Linked DNA regions of Homo sapiens: region 1 is linked to region 2. Evidence: read pairs that join two places in POLR2A ChIA-PET (ENCODE). Cell type or tissue: HepG2. All regions are shown on one strand. Each heading gives the region's core, and the rest is flanking DNA. Links, peaks and the distances in the headings are about the cores only. Region 1 has its middle 18 kb from the start of PSD4. Region 2 has its middle 21 kb from the start of IL1F10.

What was found. ChIA-PET counts read pairs that join two places held together with the same protein. Peaks named below come from ENCODE experiments on the same cell type or tissue, not always from the same donor. Only the 100,000 strongest peaks of a DNase experiment are listed, where the experiment ranks them.
Region 1: POLR2A ChIA-PET joins it to region 2 with 10 read pairs; 4 of 35 experiments call an interaction of 5 or more read pairs at or near these places.

Annotation. Positions count from the first base shown.
Region 1 is chr2:113,151,550-113,161,299 of GRCh38, forward strand. No RefSeq gene overlaps it. Among named protein-coding and RNA genes, the nearest start is that of PSD4, 18 kb to the right of the region's middle. RefSeq lists a silencer at 5,513-6,042. In HepG2, for the core only: no CTCF peak of the experiment used is centred there; a DNase peak (open chromatin) is centred at 4,982; H3K4me3 peaks cover 1,753 bases.
Region 2 is chr2:113,084,015-113,093,764 of GRCh38, forward strand. It overlaps the pseudogene RNU6-1180P. Among named protein-coding and RNA genes, the nearest start is that of IL1F10, 21 kb to the left of the region's middle. RefSeq lists an enhancer at 4,578-4,872. In HepG2, for the core only: no CTCF peak of the experiment used is centred there; a DNase peak (open chromatin) is centred at 4,737.

The sequences.
Region 1 (9,750 bases), core at 3,287-7,286, 68 kb after region 2:
AATTTGAAGGATTTCCTCACATTTCCTGTGATTTCTTGTTTGACCTATGAGTTATTTGGAAGTACATTGCTTTATTTCCAAACATTTGAATATTTTCTTACATAGGATATTATTATGGGTTGCTAATTTAGTTCCGCGGTAGTCAGGATCTTATGATTTCTTCCATTGAAATTTAGAGATTCTTCTATAGTTCATGAATCATAAGTCTTGGTGAATACTCCATGAGCCGCTGAAAAGAATATGTATTTTGCCATTGGTGGTGTAATATTATATGATGTCAATTTGGTCAAGTTGAACAATTATGTTGTTCAAATCTGTATCCTTAATAATTGTTTGTATATTTGTTTTATTAATTATTGAGAAATGGGTTTTATCACGTCCAACTAAGTGGGTTTTCTGCTTCCATTTTTGCTTGACATATTTGGAAATTCTGTTGTTACATTCCTATACATTTAGGATTGTTATGTTTCTTCTTCTTCCTCTTCCTCTTGTTCTTCTTCTAGTTCTTCTTTTCTTCTTCCTTCTCTCTTTTGAGACAGAGTCTCACTCTGTCACCCAAGCTGGAATGCAATGGCAGGATCTTGGCTCACTGTAACCTCCTCCTCCTGGGTTCAAGCAATTCTCCTGCCTCAGCCTCCTGAGTAGCTGTGATTACAGGCGTGTGCCACTGCACGCAGCTGATTTTTGTATTTTTAGTAGAGACAGGGTTTCACCATGTTGGTCAGGCTGGTCTTGAACTCCTGACCCCAGGTGATCCACTCGCTTTGGCCTCCCAAAATGCTGGAATTACAGGCATGAGCCACCGTGCCCGGCTTGTTATGTCTTCTTGATAAATTGATCCTTTTGTCATTTTAATATGACCTTTTTTATTTCTGGTAATTTGCTTGTATTAAAGCCTACTTTGTCTAAAATTCATATTATATAGTATATTTTCCCTATACTTTTACTTTCAACTAGTCTGGGTTTTTATATTTAACGTGTGTCTTGTAAACACAGTATAGTTGGGTCTTGTTTTCTTAGCCTATTTGACAGGTCTATCTTTTATTTAGGGTATTTAGTGTAATTATTGATACATTTTCTATCTTGCTATTTGTTTTATGTGTCCTCCCTCTTCTTAATTTTTTCTTACTTCCCTGACCTCTCTTGGGTAAGCTATTTTTCAGTGATAATTTTTATATCTTCTACTGGATTTTAGTCTGAATTAATATTATAAAATATCATACACAACATAAAAATCTTACAATGTACTTCCATTTTTCTTCCCCTTCTGTGCTTTGTGCTTTTCTTGTTATACATCTTGCTTCTATAAATGCCACAAATCTCCCAAAATCTTACTATTTTTGCTTTAGTCAATGAACTTTTAAATAACTTAATACAAACGTGAAAAAGTATTTTATATTTATCCATATATTTATCATTCCCACTGCTCTTCATTGCTTCACTGTAGATTATAATTTTTATTTAATATCATTCCCTTTATCTTGAATAATTTATTTACTTTTCATATAATACTGTCGGATTTTATTTATTTGAAGATGTCTTACTTCCTATTTACAAATTTTTTAGGGGATAAAGTCACTGTAAGTTGCTAGCTTTTTTCCTTTTAGCACTTTAAAGATGATATTCCATTCTGGCTCGGCCTGGTGGCTTACGCCTGTAATCCCAGCACTTTGGGAGGCCGAGGCCGGGGGATCACTTGAGGCCAGGAGTCCGAGAGCAGCCTAACAGCATGGCGAAACCCTGTCTCTATCAAAAATATGAAAATTAGCCAGGCATGGTGGCGTGCACCTGTAATCGTAGCTACTTGGGAGGCTGAGGCAAGGTAATCACTTGAACCTGGGAGGCAGAGGTTGTAGTGAGCCGAGCTTGCACCACTGCACTCCAGCCTGGGAGACAGAGCAAGACTCCATCTCAAACAAACAAACAAACAAAACAACATTTTGTCCTCTGGCCTACATGGTTTCTGATGAAAAATTATCCGTCATTCCTGTATGCAATGTACATTTTTTTATTTGGTTGCTTTTAAGAGTTTTATCTTTATCTCTGTTAAGTCAGTAACTGTGAAAGGGTCTGAGTTTTTATTCTGCTTGCAAGCTAACTAGATAACCCATCACAATTTCATAGATTCTAATAGAAGATGGTGGAAGACAATTTATTACTCACAGCAGCAGTAATACACAGACTCCTTGAGCCCCACTTTTTTTTTTCTTTTTTTTTTGAGACAGAGTCTCGCTGTGTCGCCCAGGCTGGAGTGCAAAGGCGCGATCTCGGCTCAATGCAAGCTCCACTTCCCGGGTTCAAACAATTCTCCTGCCTCAGCCTCCAGAGTAGCTGGGATTACAGGCGCCCGCCACCACGCCCGGCCTTGAGCCCCACTTTCTACAGGGACTTGTGATGAGCTCCATATGTTACCTGAACACATAGTGAAGCACATTACGAAAAGGGACCCTGGTCGGGCGCGGCGGCTCACGCCTGTCATCCCAGCACTTTGGGAGGCCGAGGCGGGCGGATCACGAGGTCAGGAGATTGAGACCATCCTGGCTAACACGGTGAAACCCCGTCTCTACTAAAAATACAAAAAATTAGCCAGGCATGGTGGCGTGCACCTGTAATCGTAGCTACTTGGGAGGCTGAGGCAAGGGAATCACTTGAACCTGGGAGGCAGAGGTTGCAGTGAGCCGAGATGGTGCCACTGCACTCCAGCCTGGGTGACAGAGCGAGACTCCGTCTTAAAAAAAAAAAAAAAAAAAAGGGACCCTAATATTAGGAGGCCCTGAACTTACACAGGGGCTGTTGGCAAACCTGCCCAGGCTTCCCCCTGGAGGGCAAAAGTTGGGATGTCTCTTCATTCTGGGGTAATAAAGATACAGATATCGCCTTCATTGATGTGGATTTATTTATATTCCTTTTGGCACTTTATTTAAAAAATGGTTATATTTCTGCTGAAATGCCTGGTTTCTTTACCCGTTATATCTATATTTTGCTGAAAGTGTTTTTTAACCATATTTATCATAGTTTTTCTTTTTAATTCCTTGTCTTTTGATCCCAATATCTTGGTCACCTGTGGGTCTATTTCGATTGATTTTTTTCTCTTGACTATGGCTCACATTTTCCTGCTTTTTTGAATGTCTAATAATTTTTTGTCATATGATGAACATTGTGAATGATACATTGTAGATGCTCTGCATTCTATTTTCCTTTGAAGAGTGTCAAGTTTTGTTCTAACAGTAAGTTAAATTATTGAAAACTCACCTTGGTTTTGTGGAGATTTGGTTTTGTGCTTTGTTTGGATGAATTTCTTTTGGTTTTGTCCCTAATTCTAGGGTATATCCCTTAATGCTGGGATGCAGTCTTTCCTGCTAAGGGGTGGTCATTCTAGGGTTTCAGTGGAAAGCACAATAGAACCAAGTCCCTCTCAGATGGTGGAACTTTCCCAGAGACGGTAACTAACTGCTCAGATCTCTGCTCACTATTGATCTCCTTCAGGTTATCTAGATTCTTCCTCCTTGCATTGTTCATTCAGGAATCTGCCAAGAGTTTAAAGGAGTTTGCATGTAGTTGTTGGGCTTCTGTTCTTTGTGGCTCCCTCCTTCAGGATTTCCCCCCTCAAAGACATCCCACTCAGCCTCCCAAGTTTACAATTTACAAGTGTACCTCACACTACTGCTTATATTCCCTGCTAGCTGCAAGCTCTTGGAGTTTTCAGTTCATTGTTTTAACCAGTGCTTGGCATATATACAGTAGGTGAATACTGAAGTGAATATTTGTAGAGTGAAGAAATGAACTAATAAGTTATAGGATTATTAAACCTAGCATCAGATCCCCATCTAAAAAGATTAAGCAGTAGTGTTGCACATTGATTTAGAGCAAGGGTCCCCAATCCCCTGTTCATGGCCTGTTAGGACCATGTTGGGGGTGGGGGATTGAGAGCAAAGCTTCATCTGCATTTACAGGCACTCCCCATTGCTTGTATTACCACCTGAGCTCCACCTCCTGTCAGATCAGCTGCGGCATTAGATTCTCATGGGAGTGCAAACACTATCGTGAACTGTGTGTGCGAAGGATCTATGTTGTGCATTCCTTATGAGAATCTAGTGCTTGATGATGTGTCGCCGTCTCCTATCACCCCTAGATGGGATTGTCTAGTTTCAGGAAAACAAGCTTAGTGCTCCCACTGATTCTACATTATGGTGAGTTATAAAATCATTTCATTATATATTACAATGTAATAATAACAGAAATAAAGTGCACACAATAAATGTAAGGTGCTTGAATCATCCTGAAACACCATCCACTCCCACCTCCCCTATCTGTGGAAGAATTGCCTTCCACAGAAACCAGTCCCTCCCTGGTGCCAAAAAGGTTGCAGACTGCTGATTTAGAGCATGGTCTTTGGGTCTTGCCTGATTGCCTGTCCGTGCGTCCTTGATCAGGTTACTCAGCCTCTCTGTGCCTCAGTTTCCTCATGAGGTGTAAAGCTTCCTAACTCATAGGGTTGCCGTGAGGATTAAATGTTTTAGGACAGCTTATTGCCTAGCACTCAATAAATATTAGGTGTTATCATGGTTGTTGCTGCTTGTAGAGAGCCTGGTCAGCTTCATTTTAGCAGCATCAAATCAAGAAATGGACCTCTCTAGGTTGCCAATTCCTAGGGGAGCTAAAATGTTCACTAGATATTGTGAATAAATGTGAACTTTCAAGAGCCAATTCTTCAAGATGGATCCTGAGTGGCTAACTCGGCCTAAATCTGTTTTATTTTATTTTATTTTTCCGTTTTTACATGTCAAATAACTGGACTGTATTGGTCTAAATTCAAAATAGAGCCAAGTGGTCACTTGCTGACTAAAGGTCACATATGCTGAGCTCTCTGGAAACCAGCACCTTCTTGTTTCTGGGATTTTCAGAGCTCACCTGAACCAACCAATCAGAGCTCACCTGCCTTGGCCAATCAGGGCTCAGCTGTATCACCCAGTCAGGACTCAGATGTATTGATCGATCAGAAGTTGGCCTTGTAAAGCAATCAGAACTAAGCAAATTTCAAACCTTCATTTGCACAGGAAACCTGTGTGGGACCATTTGCTATGAAACCCGAGCCTTCCCTTTGTTCTTTGGAAGGGCACCTTTGTTTTACAATAAAGGTTGTGCCTCTCCAGTTTACAAACTGCTTACTGGAAGATTCCTTCTGGAGAACTTTTATTCACAATATACAGGAAATATGGAATCATTTAACTCAAAATGTCATTATACGGTGCCTTACATAGTTACAGAAATAGAAACCAGATAGTGCCATCAAGGGTGATATTGAAAAATAATAGCGTCTCGCCAATGACAACCTGTTCTGAGCTTATGTTTGCTAAAATAGATTGAGTGTAAAATCACAGCTATTTGCTTCTGTGCCACCAATCCCCAAACCAACTAGTGAATGTTCACCGTAAGCCAACAGTTACAGACAGGTGAAATTTGGAAATCAAATAATGCAACTTTTTCTTGTGCCCAGTGAATGGTAAATGAACAAGGGGTTTGTAGGGACTCCAGACAGTCCCTGTCAAGGCTCACGCGTATCTGGGGCGGGCCTCAGTTTCCGGTTCAGGTACTGGAAAAATAACCGGAGGGCTTTGCAGAGCCTGCGGCCCGGTAGCGCACAGGCCAGACGACGGCGCCGTGCGGGGCGCGCAGGAGGTACCCGGCCTGCCCGGCGGCCCAGCCCGGCGCCACAGCGGTCAGACCAGTCCCACAGCTTCGCCCCCGCCACCCCCAACCCCGGCCCGGCCTCAGCCCGCCCCTCCCCGCCCTGCGCCGCCGCCCGCCCGCCTGCGCTCCCGGAAACCGAGTCCCTCCTGCGAGCGCGCAGAGCCGGACTGGCCCAGCCCCCCGCGCGCGCAGCCGAGGCCCCGCAGCTCTCGCCGCCCCCAGCCGGCGCCTGGGCGCGGGGCCGTGGGGCGCGCGGGCCCGCGGGAGGCCGGAGCAGGAGCCCGGCGGGAAATGGGTAAGGGACCACGGGGAGGCCTGGGCCGGGCGGGGGCACCCCCGGCCGTCGCCGCCCTCGACGGTGACCGTGTGCCGTGCAGCGCTCTCGCCACGCCGGCGAGCACCTGCGGAGCGGCTGTCGCTGAGGGTTAGGGTCCCTGGAGCCGGAGAGAGGGTTGAGAGCGAGCAGGGGACCCTGAGGATCCAGCCTAACCGAGCGGCGGAGACTGGGACGGCAAGGGGACGCTGTCTCCACTGAAGGAGTCAGCCTGGGCTCTCTCGCCGCGGGCGACTCCAGCCGCGCTGTTGGATCCTGGCTCCAAGCCCCGCTGGCTGGCGAGCAGGAGGAGCCCTTAAAGCCATCCAGGTGTCAGAATCAGGCGACACTGAGGGCTTTGCTCCTAATCTGTCATGGCCCTGTGCCTCAGTGGTTTCTGGTGCTCATGACCAGGCCAGGCTGTGGCCCCGGCTTGGTGGGAGCTGCCCCCCCGGGACTGCACTGGGCTAGAGGACCAGGCAGCTCTTCTCTACCCCCTTGGGTGCTGGCCCTCCTCCTAGGTGTGTCTAGCAAGAAAGTATGAGAGATTTCTGGGAAGGTAAAAAGTGTCTGCACAGCTGACAAACTCATATCCCTCTAGGATTTCTTTTTGGCTCTAGAATTGTCTAGCTCATCTTTTCTGTAGGATGATGGAGCTAAGAATGTGAGTGAGTTCTTTGCTGGATTTTTCCACGCTGCAGGATGGACTTGCTGCTCTGGTCAATGCACTCGCCAGACCTCTGTGTCCATGGTCCGCATGTCTAGGTCAGGGGACCAGTATCAAAGTGAAGACTGGGCAAGTAAGCCCCACCTGCCCTTGAACCTCAGGCTTGGCCCCTCCCGAGGCCCAGAGCTGATTGAATGTTAATTAGCAACTAATTGGATGTCCATGAGACTCTCTACATAAAGAACACACCAAGGTCAGGTTTAGACAGTGTGTAGTGCCAAGTGATTCATTCTTTTCTTCCAGACGTGATATTTCCTGTATGTGAAGCATATAAAGAAGAGTCATTCATTCACTCATCTAGCAGATATTTACTGAGTGTCAACTACGAATCAGGCATGCAGGCACTGCGAATACTACTGCTCTTATTTGCATATGGGTTGGAAAGAGAAAATAAGCAAGTAAGCTGTTGAATGACATTATTTCAGAGAGCAATAAATGCTGAAAACACAAAACTGAAAAATTCCCAAAAAGAGGGATATGGGGCATGACAGTGAAACGTATAAGAGAAATTGGGCCTTAACTAGAAAGTGTAGCAAACAGACTTTCTAAATTAGGTGGGAAAATGGTCTCATGTTCAGGTCCTCAAAATCTAGGGGCACAGAATGAGGTGCCCTCTGTTCCTATCAGCAGGGAGTTATAAGCTGCTTATAAAGGATCAGTGAGAAATGAACTAGTGGTGAGTAGCCCCTCTCTAAGAGTATGTTTCTTATTGGGAAGCTTAAATCTAAGACAGAGATTAAGATTCCCAGAAAACATGGTCTATTGACTCACTCACTCATTTGTATATTTATTCAACAAATATTTATTGAAGGCCTGTATGTCCCAGGCACTATTCCAGGTTTTAAGGATACATCAGTGAACAAGACAATCCTGCATCTCACAGAGCTTATTTCTTGTGGGAGAAACAGACAATAAACAACATAGCAATTTTAATGTCGTGTCAGATGAAGGATCTGAAGAAAAGCAAGGCAGCTTAAGGGGTTAAAGTTGATAGGGGCTGCTGTGTTCAACAGAGTAGTCAGGACAGGCTGTGCTTAGATGAAATTTGAGCAGAGACGTGAATGTATGTGGGACATAGCCATGTGACTGCCTGGGGGAAGAACATTCCAGGCAGAGGGAACAGCAAGTGCAAAGGCCCTGAAGCCAGAGCGAGGCATGAAAATGCTGGGCATGCTGGACGAACAGGGAGGAGGTCAGTGTGGCTCTGGGGTGGGGAGCAGGCATCTCAGAGACTTGTCTTAAAGGAGGCTGGGGTAGGGCTCAGCCTTGACCAAAGGCACCCAGGAAAGCAGATGGTGTCCCTCACTGCTGTGGCAGGAAGATTTACAATCTCCAACTTATGGACAGGCCTGGTAGTTTATGCCAAGTAGGGCAAGAAGTGATCAACAGAGATGGAGAGCATGTCTTTTGCTAGGAGAGGTATCATTTGCTTTTCTTACTCACACTCTGCATCCTTCAAAACATTATGGGCAGCCTAACTAACATGGTGAAATCCCGTCTCAGCTAAAAATACAAAAATTAGCCAGGAGTGTTGGCGCTTTCCTGTAATCCCAGCTACTCGGGAGGCTAAGGCATGAGAATCGCTTGAACCCAGGAGGCAGAAGTTGCAGGAGCGGAGACTGTGCCACTGCACTCCAGCCTGGGCGACAGAGTGAGACCTTGCCTCGAAAATAAAATAAAATATAATAATCATCATAATAATAACATTATGGGGCCACACAATGAGAATTAAGTGGGCAGCAGACCCTGAGGTTTTCAAATTTAGTATTAGGTTGGTGCAAAAGCAATTGTGACGTTTGTCATTACTTTTAATGGCAAAAACCACAATTGCTTTTGCACCAACCTAATAAATGCCCAGGGAATGAAAGATGAGAAAAAACCTGCCTTCCGGGAAAATTCCAATAATCTATTTTTATTTTCATCCTTAAAACTATTAGATGATCTCATTAACAGGTTTTTCTTAAAAAAAAAAAAAAAAAACCAGCCCAAGAGCATATAAATCATTAGCATTTATTGAACACATACTATATGCCAGGCCCTACTTTGGGTAACTTGTGTGCAGTAACACAAATAATTCCCGCAGCAAGTCTATGCAGTTTATACTATTATGATCCCACTTCACAGATGGGAAAACTGAGGCCCAGAGCAAGTAAGAAAGTTGGCCAAGGTTACATGGGTAGTAAGTGAAGAATCAGAATTTGCCATCAGCTGGTGCCATTTTTGAGCCAAGTGCTCTCATACTATGCTGTAACAATGTCAGAGAGCCAACCTTGGGCCCAAATTTTGAAGATATTCTGTCCACCAAAATGGACTTCTGACTGCCCTAACTTTTGGAGAAGCTCCTAGTTGGCAAATGAAATTGGTCCCTTTATAAAATAGTCGTGGCTGGCCGGGCGTGGTAGCCTGTAATCCCAGCACTTAGGGAGACTGAGGCTGGCAGATCACTCAAGGTCAGGAGTTCGAGACCAGCCTGGCCAACATGGTGAAACCCCATCTCTACTTAAAAAGAAAGAAAGAAAGAAAGAAAGAAAGAAAAATACAAAACTTAGCCAGGCATGGTGGCTCACGCCTGTATTCCCAGCTACTTGGGAGGCTGAGGCATGAGAATCACTTGAACCACGAAGGTGGAGGTTGCAGTGAGACAAGATTTTGCCACTGCATCCCAGCCTGGGTGACAGAGCAAGACTCTTGTCTCAAAAAGAAATAAATAAATAAAATAAAATAGTTGTGGCCATGTGGCATATTCCACAAATACTGGTCTCAGACCATGGTGAGGATGCGGGTGCAGGGTGAGGACTACATAGGGTGCGGTAGGTCAGTGGATCAGATCCAGTTAGCCGGGGCTCAGCCTTGTGCCCAGGAGGCTAAAGCAGGAGGATTACATGAGACCAGGAGGGCAGGTTTTGTCCATAGTGCATGACAACAGATGGTTAGAGAGAAGACAGCTGCTGGGTTTGAGCACATTCTACTTCTCTCCTTCTTTAAAAAAGATGTTTTTAAGATAGTACTGGCCGGGCAC
Region 2 (9,750 bases), core at 2,914-6,913:
GATGGGGCCTTGGCATTTTTATTTCTAGATAGAGTCTTGCCTCACAAAAGGACAGAGATACAGTCTAAGAAATGTGTCATTAGGCGATTTTGTTGTGTGAATATCACAGAGTGTACTTACACAAACCTAGATGGTACAGCCTACTACACACCTAGACTATATGGTATAACCTCTTGCCCCTAGGCTATAATCCCGTACAACATGTGACTGTACTGAATACTGCAGGCAACTGTAACATGATGGTAATGATGTGTATATTTAAACATATGCAAGCATAGAAAAATATAGTAAAAATATGATATTATAATCTTACAGGGCCACCGTTGTGTAGACAGTTCATCGTTGAGTGAAACTTCATTATGTAGCACGTGATTGTTCTCATAAATGAACATGAAATGATTGGGCCACCTTATATAGAAATGCAGGGTTTCCACTGTGTAACTCTAGAGGGCACCACTCACATGTTGATATCATAGAATTGAATATTTACTATAACAATATTATGACAGTTGGCTATAAAGTGCCTTGTACTAAAAAAAAAAAAAGGCCAGCATTTCTAATAACTTTCTAACTGATGGGAATAAAATCAGAACAGGCAGCCTGTTGCTAATCCACTCCAAGGAGCCACAAGTTGTTAAAGCAAAGAGCACAGCCAGATCAGGAAATCCATTAAGGCAAGCTACAAGCCGGGTCTTTATCAGGAGGGCAATATGGAGTCACCATGGATGATTTCAAGCAGGGGAGTGACACGATCAGATTGACCTCCTAAAATAGTTGCTTCTGGCTGCCAACTGGAGCATGGATTATTGGCACAGCCACTCAAGTGGTTTCCTTCAAGAATTGTTAGACACTCATCATCTCTCAACTGCAGGAGATTTGAGAGAAGTTAATAGATTTAAGGCATCTTTGGGAGGTAGAGTTAATAGATTTTGGTGGTTTATTGTAGGCAGAGTGAGAGAGTCATTGTGAAGGTTTCTTGTTTTGGTGTCTATTGGTAGGTGTCTCTACTAATGAGTGGTGGTTCTATTGATGGGTGGTGATTCTATTCACTGACATAAGCAATGCTGGAAAAGAAAGTGGTAGTTTGGGAGCAGAGAGTGTGGAAATCATAAGCTCTGCTTTTGCCTATGTTGAATTTTGAGGTGTATGTGAGCATCCAGGTAAAGGATTTCAGTGGGCAGTTACATATGCAGATATGGAGTGCAGGAGAGAAATTTGGAATGGAGATATAAATTTCAGAGTTTTCAGCACAAAGAAGATGAACTTATGAGGTGAATGAAATGAAGAGAGAGGTTAGTTTAAGAGAGGAGATGGCCCAGGAGAGAGAGATATTTGAGAGGCAGGCAGAAGATGAAAAGCCTTCTATGGAGGTTTAGAAGGAGAGGCCTGGAGAGGCAGAAGGAAAATCAGGAGAAGTGGAATCATGGAAGTCTATATAAGAGGGCTTTAGGGCGAGAGCCAGCAGTGTCGGATGCTAACAGTAGATCAAGTCCAGAAAAGTTTGAAAAGTGTCCACTGGATCTAGGAGCTAAAAACTCCAGAGTGCCTTCAGAAGAGTGATTGTGCAAAAGTGAAGATGAAGGGTCTTCAGGAGTGAGTGGAAAGTGAGAACACAGAGACAGTGAGTAGGGAGAATTATTTTAATAACTTTGGCTGTGAAGGGGAGGAGAAAGAGAAGGGTGTAGCTAGAGGGAGTCATGGGGCTAAGGAAAGAAACTGTCAAGATGTGGCAGGTTTAAACAAGTGTGAAAGCTGATAGGAAGGAAGGAGCCAGTGAAGGACAGGTTGGAAAAAACAGGGCGAGGTTACAGTATGAGTACATGCATGAGCTCTCGAGCAAACCTGCCTGGATTCAAATTTCCACTCTGTTATTTCTCATCAGAGAAAATAGAATGAAATTGATGTACTCAAATTACTGAAAAAATTATAAGTGTAGGAGAGTCATGCTTTTCTTATTTTCTAATGAATCCGGGAGCAAAGAAAAATGTCAGTGTCTGGCTGGGCGCAGTGGATCACACCTGTAATCCCAGCACTTTGGGAGGCTGAGGCGGTCTGGTCACCTGAGGTCAGGAGTTCGAGACCAGCCTGGCCATGTTGGTGAAACCCCGTCTCTATTAAAAATAAAAAGTTAGCTGTGTATGGTGGCATGCACCTGTAGTCCCAGCTACTAGGGAGGCAGATGCAGGAGAATCACTTGAACCCAGGAGGCAGAGGTTGTAGTGAGCTGAGATCATGCCACTGCACCCCAGCCTGGGTGACAGAGCAAGACACCATCTCAAAAAAAAAAAAAAAAAAAAAAAAGGCTGGGCACGGTGGCTCACACCTGTAATCCCAGCACTGTGGGAGGCCGAGGTGGGCAGATCATCTGAGGTGGGGATTTCGAGACCAGCCTGACCAACATGGAGAAACCCTGTCTCTACTAAAAATACAAAATTAGGTGGGCACGTTGGCACATGCCTGTAATCACAGCTACTCAGGAGGCTGAGGCAGGAGAATTACTTGAGCTGGGCAGGTGGAGATTGCAGTGAGCCGAGATCATGCCATTGCACTCCAACCTGGACAACAAGAGCAAAACTCTGTCTCAAAAAAAAAAAGTGTCAGTTACCTTCTTTAGAATTAGCAATAAATCTTTTCAGTATTTATACCATTAAAAATTTATATCATTCAAAATATGAAAATACTTTTTCAGTATTATTTCCATTTATCTATTTATCTATGTTTCATGTATCTATTGCTGTGGAATAAACCACCCTTAAACTTAATGGCTTAAAAATAGAAATCATTTAATCTGCGCTCGCTTCGGCAGCACATATACTAAAATTGGAACAATACAGAGAGGTTTAGCATGGCCCCTGCACAAGGATGGCATGCAAATTCATAAACCGCTCCATAAGAAATAACTTTTTTTTTTTTACAAAAGAAAATACCTATTCTCCTTTGTGACTCTGTAATTGGGCAGGATTCAGTGGGGACATAGGGACATCTTGTCTTCACTCCACTCAACATCAACTGAGAGGAGTCTAAGGGTGGGAACTGGACTGGTCAGATGACTGCCTTACTCACAGGTCTGGAGATTGATGCTGGATCTCTGCTGGGACCTCAGCGGGACTGTTGGCCAAACCACCTTTGCTTGGCCTCTTCATGACACCTGGGCTTCCCCACAATATGGCAACTGGGTTTCAAGAGTAAGGGCTAGGAGAGAGAGAGAGTCAGGCAGAAACTATATAACTTTTGATGACTTCGCTTCAGAAGTCATTCAGCATAACTTTTGCCTCGTTCTATTCACTAATGTCAGTCTGCATTCAAAGGGAGGAAAATCATACTCCACTTCTTAATGAGAAAAGTCTCAAAGAATTCATGGGCATGTTTTAAAATCAGAACAGCAACAAGTTGCCAATTAAGATAACAAATTACAGGTTTCATTTTCAGGGTTGTTTCTACAGTACTTTGAAACATTTTCTGAAATCTTCAGTGTCTTACACTGATTAATAAACATAAGGAATGTACGTTCATAATATATCCCTCTTTTGTTCAAATCTTTGCAATGACATATTTATTTTAACTAGGAACAGAAAAGTTGGAGATGGCAGCCAGGTGCAGTGGCTCATGCCTGTAACCCCAGCACTTCGGGAGGCCAAGGCGGGTGGATCACGAGGTCAGGAGCTCGAGACTAGCCTGGCCAACATGGCAAAACACTGTGTCTACTAAATATACAAAAATTAACAGGGCTTGGTGTCATGTTCCTGTAATCCCAACTACTCGGGAGGCTGAGGCTTAAGAATCACTTGAACCTGGGAGGCGAAGTTTGAGCCGAGATCGTGCCACTGCACTCCAGCTGGGCAATAGGATGAAACTCCGTCTCAAAAAAAAAAAAAAAAAAAAAAGAAAAACAGAAAAGTTGGTGACAGCAGTGGGTATTTGTACAGGTCTTTATAATGCACAGAAAAAAAGTGCTAGTCTTGCGGCTGTTCTCAGTTTAATGCCTCCCAGATGAATTCTTTGAAAAAGTTTATGTTGCAAAACCACTGAAGCTGTGAGGGAGTGGGGGCACCTGTATCAGAGAACTTTTTGTTTGTTTGTTAATTCTGAAGACTAGAAGCACTATAAGCGATATTATTTGTATGATAAGCAACAGCTCAGGCCTTTGGGCTCTTAAGATTTTCTCAGCCGAAATGAAATAAGAACGAAAAGCAGTTTCATTTAATAATAGTGGGATAAAGAATATAGAGCATTTTTCTTCCCCTTTGTGTAAACATGGTTAAGTAAAGTGGGTGTAACAGTAATAAGAACCACCACTTCACAGGCTTCTATGGGGAAGACTGGGTTCACTCATGCACTCCAAGCCCTTAGCACAGAGCCAGGCACACTGAGGTATGACTAAGTGACTGAGGATGACTGATGATGTGAGAGCCTTGAGGAGCCTGAATGGGACACAAAGCAAATGCAGAGGGACTGGCCTTGGGTAAGAGTGGGCTCCTGCTTCTATTGAATGAGAGAGAAGAGAGAAAGCATAAAGAAAGTTTCAATAGGTTTTAATGTGGGCTAATGGGGAACTGAGAAAGTGTCCTTCTCCTAGCTTCTATTACTTTGCTATAAGTGAGGAAAAAGGAGATGGGCTAGGAGATTGAAGTCAGTGGAGTAGGCTGGAAATATTTTCTGTGGAGATGGGTCAGCCAGCTCATTATAGAAACATGAAAGGTTTGCTAAGCAAACATGGGGCCAGTTAGTTTTGGATATCATCAGTGTGGGGCAGTGGCTTTGGGTTAGTCTGGGAGGGTGGACCTTGGACAGATCCAGAGCTTTCCACACAGTGCAATGGGAGGGCAAAGGAGCCAAACAGTGGAGAATATTGATGAAAGAATGGTCCAAGTGAGCAACTGAAGGAAGTGAAGACCTCCAAGGAGGAGGTGGTAGAGCAAATTTGAGCAGGTTAAAGGATGGAAGGTTTCTGTGTGGTTGAAATGCCTGAGCAATGGGAATAATGAAGAATGAGAAAGAGAGAGAGAGAGAACAAGACTGCTATCGGTTGTGGTCAGAGGGTAGTATAGTAATTTTTACAGAAAGGTCATGGTGTTAGTCATCCAAATGGACATTAAGACCCCTTGGGGATTAGGACAAAGAAGAGAGCTAGGTTCCAGTGACAAATATTTAATAAATAGGGGAGAATGACTAGGCAGTCAGTAGCTGAAAGCTACAAAGAGAGATATAGGATGGTAAAAACGTTAAAGGACTGATGCTTTTGTTTGTTTTTGTTTTTGTTTTGTTTTACAAAGGCTGGAGAAGTCACAATCTGAAAATGTCAGTAGAGAGATGACCCCATGCTGGCCCTGTGATATCCAGATGGTAGGGGCATGAGCTTCTTCTCCTTGAGAAAGATGCAGGGCAAACATGGTCCCAGAGGATAGCCAGGTCTCCGCCAAGGCACAAATTGAGAAAACAGTTAGAAAAGAGAATGGAAAAAAATAGATAGGTTTATTCATTTAAAAAGTAACTATCAAGCACCTGCTCTGTGCATGATACTGTTTTGGGCGTTGAGATGCATCTGTGAATAACACATAGTAAGGAATTTACATTCTAGCGGTAGGAGACAGAGAATAAATGCCTGAGCAAATACATACTCAATATAAATTTGGATAGTGATACAGGCTGTGCAGAAAAAATATCTGCTATTAGATGAACAGTGAAGGTGAGCAGAGAAAGTGGAGGTTTGCTACAAATTGTGTTCTCCAAAGGAAATGGAGAGTGCTGTGGGAGTTGTGTTGACAGTAACCCTAGATAGATTTTATTGTATTAATGCTTGCTAGAATAAATAGCTCTACTGAATAGCAGATGGAGGAAAGCACACTGGGCTTTGCAAATCATCACTGTGATGCATGTAATTTTGCAGCACTGCCAGGGTTTCTCACAGCAACTCATTCCCATTGTGGCCCCTTAGGGAAAGCTGTGACCAGTGCAAGATCTCTCCTACCTGCATGACCTCAGGGCCAGCAACAGACAATTGCAACTCCTGCCCACAGACTCCATGGGTCAGGGAACCACTGGAAAGCAAAGCAGACACTTGCTGTATCAGGGTTGGAGGAAGCCTTTGAGGCCCTTTGCATGCAGCTCAGAGAGGAATGGCATTCTCAGGTTGAGCAAAGGGAAGTGGCTAGCACTTCAGACATGACACTCATTGAAGCTTGGAGGAGACTTTTTTAGGGCAAAGAAAGGGAAGTTTTATTTCACTCATGGTTAGTAAACATAAGACATGTACATTCTTAATACATCTCCAAATAACATTAGAGGAAGACCAGGAACAATGCTGAGGGGATAGAGCTATAACCGACTGGGGTGAGAAGTGGGGGCATTTGGGAAGGGTGAGAAGTGGGGGCATTTGGGAAAGAGTCCTCATTCCAAGTGGCCTCAAGGTCAGTATCTGGGCTCCTGTGATTCTCTCTGATGCTCTGATTGGCCACTGCATTGGAAATGCCACTCAGGCTCAGATTGGTGCCCTCCTTGTGTGTTTTTTCTTTATCACATATCCTACAGTCCACTTTCCTGATTCTCTCCTAACATGTGCCTCTTCTTGAGATCAAGAGGAAGATATTATTTTCTAGTTACAGTTAAAGTTTTTCCTTTTTAAAATGACCAAATTAATTCATTGATACCTCATTTATTCCCACCTTTTGAGCTCTCATTATATTCAAGACACTATTGTAAAAAATGGAGACTTAAAGATAAAAATAATGTTATAATTCACCCAGCAGGAAGAAGAGATAATTTTTTTGAATGACGCTACAAAATAATGTAAATGTTGGGTTTCCCTTTACTCCACATTCTCTCCTTCAGGCATCTCCAAGCTTCAACCATAACTGACAGATCTTTATCTTTAGTGCATTTTTCTCTTCTAGCTTCCAGGTTTGTACATCCAGTTTCCAACTGGACACTCCATTTAGCATCCCATCTGCATCTCAAACACAACACAACTCAAATGGAATTAACCGTCTCCCTGACTACCCTTAGAATCAATCTGTTCCTCCACCTCTTGTATCATCTTTCTCAATGAATGATGCTATTGCTGCCCGCCAGTTATCTAAGCCTTTAAATAATAATACCCTTGATCCCTTCTACATTCAATAGTCACTTCCCATATTTAGTAGTTACTAGGTCCTATTGAGTCTACCTCCTAAACATTTCTAGGGTTTTCTCTCCATCCTCACGGTCAGCACTGTGGGTTAGACTCTTGTCTCCTTATCTGTAGGTCACTGAACAACCTCCCAGCTAGTCTCCTTACCACAAAGTCTTGCCTCCATTTTTTTTTTGTTTTGTTTTGTTTAGGAGCAGAGGTTTAATAGGAAAAAGGAAGAGAAAGGAGAATGGCTCTCTCTTGCGAGACAGAGGGGCTCCCAAATGGGAATTCCCAGTCTTGCTTTGTTCTAAAGCAGGTCCACATTGCTACATAGGGATGGCACCCTGCCTTTTCTTCAATGGCTCCCCACATGTTTGTAGCACAGAAAAGGCTCCTCAGATTCTGGGCCTTGCCAATCTTCAGGTCATTTCTCCATTGCCCTTCCGGATTCTTGTACATGCAGCAAATTTAATAACAGCCATTATGATTATGAGGTTCTTAAAGATTCTCCAGGATGCTGTCATCTCTCACAAGTTCTGTCTTTGCACAGAACTTGTATCTCAACTTCTGTTTGGAAAATCCTTCCTCTTCTACTTCCCTGGTTAATTTTCTCACATTTCAGAGATCAGCTGAAAACTCAACCCCTCTTGGAAACCATGTGTAGCTCTGCAGCTTTTTCTCAGCAGCCACGAGACACTGGATCGCCCCCAGCATAACACTTGCCAAATGGCATGTTAATTGTGAGCCTCTTCCATGAATCTGTAGGTAGTTCAAGGGCAGAACTGTGCCCTGTGTGTTTGTATCTCCAGTGACTGACTTGTACTGGATACTCAATAAATGTGTGTTAAATGAATACATGAAAAAAGGGAGAAAGAATGAAAGGAAGAAAGGGAAGAAAGAAGAAAGGAAAAGAAAAGGAAGGGAAGAAGGAAGGGAGGAAGAGGGGGAGGAAGAGGGAAAGGGAGAAAAATGTAGACTATGGGAATGAAGAGGAGCAATAACTAACTTTAAATCCTATACTAAATAGGCAGTACAGTCTTCAAAGAAGAGGAGATGTTTGGGCCAACTGTTGAGGTAAAGGGAAGAGTTATCCAGGCAGAGTAAGGGCAAGGGGATTTTTAGACACAGCCAAGAACGCGCACAAGCAGAGAGGTATGCAAAAGGGTGAAATGTTGGTTAATTTGTTGGGATTCAGTGAAAGACTATAGGAAGTACCCTAGCTAGTTTAATGGGAAAATGTTTCCATATAAAGAATTTGGTTCTTACAGAGTCAGCTGGAGGACCACAGGAATGGGCTTTTGACTGGACATCCAGGAATAATTCCCAGAGGGACACTGTAAAACTGGCTTGCTGGAGAGCCATCATCTCTGTCACAATCAGGAAAATGCTGCTACACTGCTGGCTCCAGCAACACGGCACTGGGGCCCAGTGCAGGGATCACACAGCTGTTGGCTCCAGAAAAATACGGCTTTACCTATAATCCGGAGATCAGAAAGTTACCTCCTGAAGCATGCTGTGCTTGCTAAAATATGCAGTAAGGAAATAGATGGCTCTAGGTCAGGCGTGGTGGCTCACGCCTGTAATCCCAGCACTTTGGGAGGCCGAGGTGGGTGGATCACCTGAGGTCGGGAGTTCTAGACCAGCCTGGCCAACATGGTGAAACCCTGTCTCTACTAAAAATACAAAAATGAGCCGGGCATGGTGGCAGATGCCTATAATCCCAGCTACTCGGAGGGGCTGAGGCAGGAGAAGCCCTTGAACCTGGGAGGCAAAGGTTGCAGTGAGCCAAGATTGCGCTATTGCATGCCAGCATGGAGGACAAGAGTGAGACTTCGTCTGAAAAAAAAAAAAAGAAAAAAGAAAATAGATGGCTCTATTTAAATAATGTATTCCAAATGTCAGTCTGCCAAGAATGCATCTGCTTGGCAGAATTGAAGTCACATCTGGAACTCTTGCTGTGAGAGAGTCTGAGAAATGTGGGTTTTAGCTTTCCAAGCACTGCAGGAATGAGTTGGGTGGGTGCTAAGAGAGACATTGAGTAGCCAAGCCACCATCTGTACTACCTCTTCCATGTCTTCTGAGGTGTAGGAACCAGAAATGGTCTGTGTATGTCAGTAGGGATAAGCCAGAGCTCTTTGTAGAGTGGTTTCCCCTCCTGCTCCCCGGCCATGCTGGGGCACTACGCAATTTGTGTACCTTTATCCCCATGGTGGAAAGTTGAGCCAACACTCTCACATTCTTCTCAAGTGAAGCCTGTGCTCCTTTTCTGGGTTTCCACCGTGCAGCTTAGAGCCCAGCTTAGCATCACCATATCTGGGGACAGTGCTCATAGGGTGGCTGACTCACAGAGACTAACTTGATACTCTTCTACAAGTGAATGTAGTACAGAGTATGGGGCTTGGAGGAGAGGTCTTGTCCCACCATGAGCCCTACTCTTCAATAGCTGTGTGACCCTGGACAGACTCCTGCAATGTTCTGGATCTTGTTTGGTGCTTTGTGATATCAAAATGCTCACTCATAAAGTGAGTGGTCAGGATAGGAGCTACTGCCACAGGTAATCCAATGCCTTTTGTGTCTTGCTTCACTCCCTCAGATTCAAAGTCTTCAGTAAGAGCATCCATGTGACCTATAAGCAAAGGCTC